2 separate regions of the Mus musculus genome follow, and region 1 is linked to region 2. Evidence: chromatin contacts called from ENCODE Hi-C or POLR2A ChIA-PET data. All regions are on one chromosome and are shown on one strand. The core of a region is the stretch at or near the end of the contact, and the rest is flanking DNA. Distances in the headings are between cores, read along the strand shown. Region 1 overlaps Pip4k2b (phosphatidylinositol-5-phosphate 4-kinase, type II, beta). Region 2 has its middle 12 kb from the start of Epop.

What was found. Hi-C counts contacts between places; a loop is a spot of excess contacts on that map. ChIA-PET counts read pairs that join two places held with the same protein, here RNA polymerase II (POLR2A).
Region 1: POLR2A ChIA-PET joins it to region 2 with 12 read pairs in embryonic stem cell. The contact joins two enhancer-like sites. A Hi-C loop is called at or near these places in 1 of 37 maps with a recorded cell type or tissue (mouse embryonic stem cell). POLR2A ChIA-PET finds 5 or more read pairs at or near these places in 5 of 5 experiments (Patski and embryonic stem cell).

The regions. Positions count from the first base shown.
Region 1 is chr11:97,713,035-97,716,613 of GRCm38, forward strand. It overlaps Pip4k2b (phosphatidylinositol-5-phosphate 4-kinase, type II, beta), which reads right to left. Exons shown (of 10, transcript NM_054051.1): 10 at 2,123-3,579. Psmb3 (proteasome (prosome, macropain) subunit, beta type 3) reads left to right here. Exons shown (of 6, transcript NM_011971.4): 6 at 359-466. The coding sequence ends at 407. Among named protein-coding and RNA genes, the nearest start is that of Psmb3, 11 kb to the left of the region's middle. Within about 2 kb of position 1,943, at least 2 of the 3 ENCODE cell types and tissues checked have a DNase peak (open chromatin) inside an H3K27ac peak, as active enhancers do.
Region 2 is chr11:97,640,226-97,643,848 of GRCm38, forward strand. No RefSeq gene overlaps it. Among named protein-coding and RNA genes, the nearest start is that of Epop, 12 kb to the left of the region's middle. Within about 2 kb of position 1,665, at least 1 of the 3 ENCODE cell types and tissues checked has a DNase peak (open chromatin) inside an H3K27ac peak, as active enhancers do.

The sequences.
Region 1 (3,579 bases), core at 693-3,192, 73 kb after region 2:
GACCTGAGCTACCTACTGCCCTCTCCCTGTTTGAGGCTGTCATTTCCTCGTGGGTCCTGCTTACTGACCATGAAAAGCAGAATTGAGCCATCCAAGGGTTTTGTGTCTTCTGTAGTGAGACCAGGTGCTTATTACACTTGCTCTGTAGGCCTGGGGTCTCCGCTCTTTGGAGGGTGTCTCAGTCTTCCCCAACTATCTGCAGCAAAGCTCCCTGCCCCCGTCTGTCCTGCTCTCAGAACAGGCTGTCAGGTAACAGACTCTTGGTCGCCAGCAGCCTTTCCCTTCACAGCTGAGGCTCAGAGGAGAGGCAGACAGGAGAGACAGTAGACGTGACTCTGTGACTTTTCTCTCTTGACAGTGAGAAAGACAAGATCACCACCAGGACGCTGAAGGCCCGGATGGACTAACCTGTGCTCTGGTCCCATCTCCCTTTTGTTTTTCTTTTTAATAAAATTGCCTTTCTTTCATGCCTGCCTGCCTGCCTTTGTTTCTGCAGCTTTGTCCCCATCAGGGAGAGTCCAGTACAGAGCGAGCAACTTTATCTCAGTTGTCTTTGGTCCCATCCTACCCCCACTCCACCCCCTTTTGTGGTGCAGGGAATTGAACCTGGGCCCTCCGACACACTGAGCACACATTCTCTACTGAGCTACATCTCAACCCTGTGTTTCCTTTTGGACTTGCCCTTGCTGCGTTGGCACACCTGGGGCCCCCTACTAGGCACCAGTGGATGCCCTCGCTACGCTGGGCTGTGCTGTGCAGAGCAGGCTGGGCTGCTGTGCAGAGCGTGCCTTACCTAACGTAGAACTCAGTCATTGTGAGCCAAGGCAGTTAAGAGCAGCCTTAGATGAAAAGCACCCATACACGTGTCTAAATCCGCTTGCTAAGTGGTGGTGTGCAAGGAGATAAGCCCATGTTCCAATTGTCCCCAAACCTGGGTCCCTCTCATTCAGCTCAGCTGGCAGTCTCCCAGTCTTCCAGTGCCTCAATGGGATTTGGCCAAGGACTGGTGAGTGATCTAGGTCAGTGTTGTTTATCTTTGTCTTCAGTTCATCACTTTGGCAGGGAGAGGTGGGCGTGCTCGCCAAGCTGATTTCACTGACCACCGAGAATACTGTCTGGCACACTCTAACCTGCAGTAGATCCAGTACGTGGATGTCTGCATGGTTCCCGGTAGCCTCTGAATGTTCTGCGGGCCCATTCAAACTGATTCCTATTGAAAATAATCTTTTTGTGGTGCTGGGGGAATCAAACCCAAGGCTTTCAGTATTAGGCAGTATTCTACCACCAACCACAGCCCAGGGCGTCCAGGCTCCAGGGACCTTCCTACCTATGCTTTGCGGACTGGGTTAGAGATCCACACAGGCCTGGGGTGGGGGGGGGGAATTTGAAATTTTTGTTTTTTAGCTTTATGAATCAGAAGGTCTGAGATGAGCTAAGTTTTGTTTCTGAATCTCAGCTGCCACTGACATAGATGGTCCAAGTCTACACTGAGAGCTACTAAAAATTTTTTTAAAAAGATTTATGTGTATGAATACGCAAGTATGCCTGTGGCCAGAAGAGGGCATCAGATTCCATTACAGATGGCTGTGAGCCACCATGTGGTTGCTGGGAATCAAACTCAGGACCTATGGAGGAGCAGTCAGTGCTCTACTCCTCCCTGCCTTTTTGGTGTGTGTGTGTGTGTGTGTGTGTGTGTGTGTTTCTGTCTGTCGGTCTGTCCTGGAAATGGAACCCAGGACCCCGCACATGCTAAGTGCTGTACCACTGAGATACACCGTCCAGCCCAAGTACTAGCCTTTAAAGTACAAGTATATAGATGGATAGCTGAAGGCTCACAAGGATGCTGTATTCAAAGCTACACAGGCAGTTGGGATACATGGCTCCTAGGCACTGTCTATGCACAGCTGAAGGGAGGAGGGGGCCGTGGCACATGGTAATATTATCTTGTGGGCAGGCTGCCCAGTGCTGTGAGGTCAGTATTGCTCAACAATTGCACCTCAGAACGGACTGCTGCCACACTGCTGCTCCAAACCATATACTGATTTTTGCCTCTAAAACTGGGACAAAAACATTCTAATTCTGAAGGAGGGTGGGTTGCATCTCAAAGGACTCACATACCAGATGTACACAAAGCTTTTCGAGTTTTATTTTGTCCTCCCATTTGGAGATTCTTTTTTAACATGCATGCATTTTAAAACAGTAACAGAGGCTCGAACTGTTCAGAGCAGACATTAGACAAGCACAGGGGTGAAAATTCCTATTTTTAAAAAAATGGAGCTTGCAGCCGGAAATGGACAAGTCACATGTGGTGGGTAGAACTTTAATCCTGCGGGCCCAAAGATGACTCTAGATTTCATTCACATTTCGTGTGTGCAATGTTCTGACCAGCCGCTGAGATGTGCTAAGCAGATGGTCCCCCTAAATGTATGGGCTCCCACCTTGAAAAATGGCTGTGGGCAAGGGACAGGCTCTTCGGGTGTCCTCAGCCTCTTTCCTGGTGACTCAACCTGAAGGACAGCTACGTCTCACTTCCCCTTGGTGACACTCATCCTAAGTGGCACACTTCAGAGGACTGGGACCACGGCTGGCAGATTTTGGCTAGCTGTCTAAATGTGTTTCCCTTTGAGACCCCCTACCCCCACCCCACCGGCCATTACTGCTGGTGAGGTCTCTAAACTTGGGAAACCACAAGGCCAGAGCTCTGAGGGCTGTCTCGGTGCACTGTCCTTTCTGCCCGAAATACTTGAGTCGGTCAAGCACTAGAAACAGCTAATGGTTTTTCCCTCTCAACCTGAATTGTTAAAAAGACAACTGGGGTTGGGGTGGGGTGGGGTGGGGGACTGGCTACTGAGAAAGTCCTGGGTCTTTGGTCCACCTCCCCAGGGAGGCCTGGCACATGGTGAAGGGGGGAAGTCTCGACAGGAGTCCAGTCTCTCCTCCCTTGAGCACTGCTAGGGGACCTGTTCAGGCCTAAAGCCCAGGACTGAGAAAAGTGATTTTGGGGGGAGGGGGGTAAGGAGGGGGACAGCTGCCTGGGGGTGGGGTGGGGGACTATAGTGCCACTGAGAACAGCCTGGGGGCCACTCATGGCGCCAGCCACAGACCAGTAACCCCTGAGCTAGATAAGGATTTAGCACTGCAGCGGAACTGAACCGCACTCCTGGCGCTGCCCTGCAGACTGGGAACACGGCCTGAGGCCACTGCTTGGTGTCAGAGTGTTCATAGTATCCCTTGTGTCAGCTGGATGCGAGACATATTTTCTCAGTTCCACAGTTTCCACAGAAGGAATGGGGACTGGCTGCCACACAGTAATCGGGAGGGTAAGGGCCTGGGAATGGAATCCCCCCCTTTCCCCGCATCCAGACCTCACCCAGTTGTCCAGGACTCTATTCTTAAATGTCTATTTCTGGAAGACCCAACATGATTCTGGATGCCATAAGACAGTCTGGCTGTTCTTCACGGCCCTGAGGAGTCAAGCTAAGGGTCTTGTCTTCCCCTTGGCACCTGCTGCCCAGAGCGTGACTGGTGGGACTCAGGAAGAGGGGAGCAGATAAATGGGGGGAGGGGGTTATGTGGAGA
Region 2 (3,623 bases), core at 415-2,914:
TGTGTGCACCTGCTTGCATGGATACTTGTTGTGTGTGTGCATCTGCTTGCATGGATACTTGTCATGTGTTTGTGTGTGTGTGTGTGCACCTGCTTACATGGATGCTTGTCCTGTGCATGTGTGCACCTGCTGCTTGCATGGATGCTTGTCGTGTGTGTGCACCTGATTGCATGGATGCTTGTCCTGTGCATGTGTGCACCTGCTTGCATGGATGCTTGTCGTGTGTGTGTGTGTGTGTGTGTGTGTGTGTGTGTGCACCTGGTTGCATGGATGCTTGTCCTGTGCATGTGTGCGCACCTGGTTGCATGGATACTTGGTGTGTGTGTGTGTGTGTGTGTGTGTGTGTGTGTGTGTGTGCACCTGCTTGCATGGATGCTTGTCCTGTGCATGTGTGCACCTGCTTGCATGGATACTTGGGGTGTGTGTGTTTGTGTGTATGTGTGTGCACCTGCTTGCATGGATGCTTGTCGTGTGTGTGTGTGTGTGTGTATGCATCTGGTTGCATGGATACTTGGTGTGGGTGGGTGGGTGTGCACCTGCTTGCATGGATACTTGTTTTGTGTGTGTGTGCACCTGCTTGCATGGATACTTGTCGTGTGTGTGTGTGTGTGTGTGTGTGTGTGTGTGTGTGTGTGTGTACCTGCTTGCATGGATGCTTGTCCTGTGCATGTGTGCACCTGGTTGCATGGATACTTGTGTGTGTGTGCACCTGCATGGATGCTTGTCCTGTGCATGTGTGCACCTGCTTGCATGGATGCTTGTCGTGTGTGTGTGTGTGTGTGTGTGTGTGTGTGTGTGCACCTGCTTGCATGGATGCTTGTCCTGTGCATGTGTGCACCTGCTTGCATGGATACTTGGGGTGTGTGTGTTTGTGTGTATGTGTGTGTACCTGCTTGCATGGATACTTGTGTGTGTGTGTGCACCTGCTTGCATGGATACTTGGGGTGTGTCTGTTTGTGTGTATGTGTGTGCACCTGCTTGCATGGATACTTGGTGTGTGTGTGTGTGTGTGTGTGTGTGTGTGTGCACCTGCTTGCATGGATACTTGGTGTGTGTGTGTGTGTGTGTGTGTGTGTGTGTGCACCTGCTTGCATGGATACTTGGTGTGTGTGTGTGTGTGTGTGTGTGTGTGTGTGTGTGTACCTGCTTGCATGGATGCTTGGTGTGTGTGTGTACACCTACTTGCATGGATACTTGGTGTGTGTGTGTGTGTGTGTGTGTGTGTGTGTGTGTGTGTGTGTGTGCACCTGCTTGCATGGATGCTTGTCCTATGGCCCACATGTGGAGGGCAGTGGAAGTCAGTTTTCTCTTCTCATTGTGTAGTCGAGGATGCTCTTGGACCTCCATATCCTCCAACCTTTACCTTCCAAGTGCTGGATACCTCTTTGCACAAAGCTATCCAGCCCCCACCAGCATTTCTGTCCTAGTCAGAGGCCAAGCACGAGGCTACAGATCAACACTAGTGTGCTTGCCTGGCACACTCAAGCCCCAGCACTGAAAAGTCAAAAAAAAAAAAAATCAGCCACCAAATCTCTTGACCCCAGGTCTGTTCTCCCGTCCCTCATCCCTTCTCCCTTTCACAGCCAAACTTGCCCAAGCCTGTCTGCGCAGGCTGTCTTCCTTCTTCTCTTCTCACTTCCTACTACTCCTCAACCCACCGCCATCTGCTTCCTCCCCCACCTGGCACTGAAATAGCTCCTCTGCAGTCCCAGTGGCCTCTAGCTCATCCGACCTCCGTCTCATCAAAATCAGCCAGCCCTGGCACCAGCCCTGACCTGTCCGCAGTCGCCACAGCCCCGGCTTCTTCCTCTTTCTAGTAACTCCAGGCTTTCAGCACTGGGTCCCAGCTCTCTGCTGTCATCCTCTCTCTGTAGTCTCCATCACAGGCTGCCCTCCTCTCTCCAGCCTCAAATGCTGAACTCTCATAAGGCTCCAATGAGAACTCTGTCCTTTCACATGTTACTCTGTGGCTAATCTGTGCCCACTTTGCCACCACCATCCAGGGCTAGCGCTCTGCTCTCAGCTCAGACATACATGTCAAGCTGCCTTGGAGTCTCCTATGAGGGCCTTCTCAGTCCTCAATTTCACTGGACCTGACAGAAACCCTCAGCTTTCCTCCTGTTCCCAAAGCTAAGAGCTCCACTTCAAGGAACAGCTATTCCAGGGTATGGTTCCACAATCCATTCCTACAACCAGAAATCTTGGTGTCATCCTGACCCCTGGAGTCAGTCTCGCAGCCAGCCAAACCACAGACAGGATTGTGTCCACAGCCACCAACTGGATTGTGTTACATCCTTCTCAGAGACATCTTTCTGCTGACATTTTTTTTTCAACACAGCATCTCATATAGCCCAGGCTGGTCTAAACCTTGTTATGTAGCCAATGACGACCTTGAGCTGATATTCCTGCCTCTACCTCCCAAGTGCTGAGATCTCAGGTGTATGGTTCCAGGCCAGGTTACACAGTGCTGTGGACCTGTATACACAGGGCTTCCTGGTTGCTACATAAACACTCTACAACTGAGCTATATCCTTAGCCCTCATTTTCTGTTTGTGGTTTGTGGGGATTAAACCCAAGGTCTCTAGCATACTAGGGCAAGTGCTCTACTACTAAACTACACCACAGCTACAATGTTATATTTATGTCTTGGGCATTTTGCCTGCATGTATGTCAGCACACAATGTGTGTGCAGAGCCCAAAGAAGCCAGAAGAGGGCGCTGGAACCCCTGGAACTGGAGTTATGGATGGTTGTAAGCTGCCACATGGATGCTGGGAATCAGACCCAGGTCTTTTGGACCATCTACCAGTGCACTTTACTGCTGAGCCACCTCTCCTGTTCCCAGCCATAATCTTTTAATGTTTACCACTGAGTCCAGGCAGGTAGTGAATTCTAAGTGTGAGAGTCTTACACGCAGGTCCTTCTAGAAAGAGGGATGGGTTCTTCTTCCTTCTGCCTTATGATAATACACGCAGGTCCTTCTAGAAAGAGGGATGGGTTCTTCTTCCTTCTGCCTTACGATATTCTCTCTCCATTTCTCAGTCACTTAGTACCCTTGGGGGTCTAAAGCAACCGCATCCTGCTCTGTCCCCTCAGCTCTGTTTCTCCTGCTCCCTTTTGGACAATGTCTGCTCCTACTCAAGGGTTCTAGAATTACCCCTTCCCGGGGCGGGGGGTGGGGAGGGAGAGGGCTCTCGCTACCTTTCTAGTCTTGGTGATTTTCAGCTTTAGTGGTCCTTTCAAAATGTGTAACTAGTTGGTGTAATGGCCCATGTTTATAATATGAGCACTTGGGAAGCTGAGGCAGGAGGATCAGGAGTTCTAAGACAGCCTGGGTTACACAGGGAGACCCCCTCCTCCCATCTCAAAACAAAGAGCAAGACCAGAATTGGTGACGCTCATCTGTAATCCCAAGCTCTATAGATGTAGCAGTAGGGGCTCGGGATCATTCTGTAGCTACACAGTGAGTTTGAGGCCAGGGTGGGTTCTCTGAGGCCTTATCTGAAAAAACAAATAGATGTGGCATGGTGACGCTTCTCTTTAATCCCAGCACTCCTTAGAGGCAGTATCATGTGACTCTCTCTATGAAGCAAAGGCCAACCTGGGCTCCACAGCAAATTTTAGG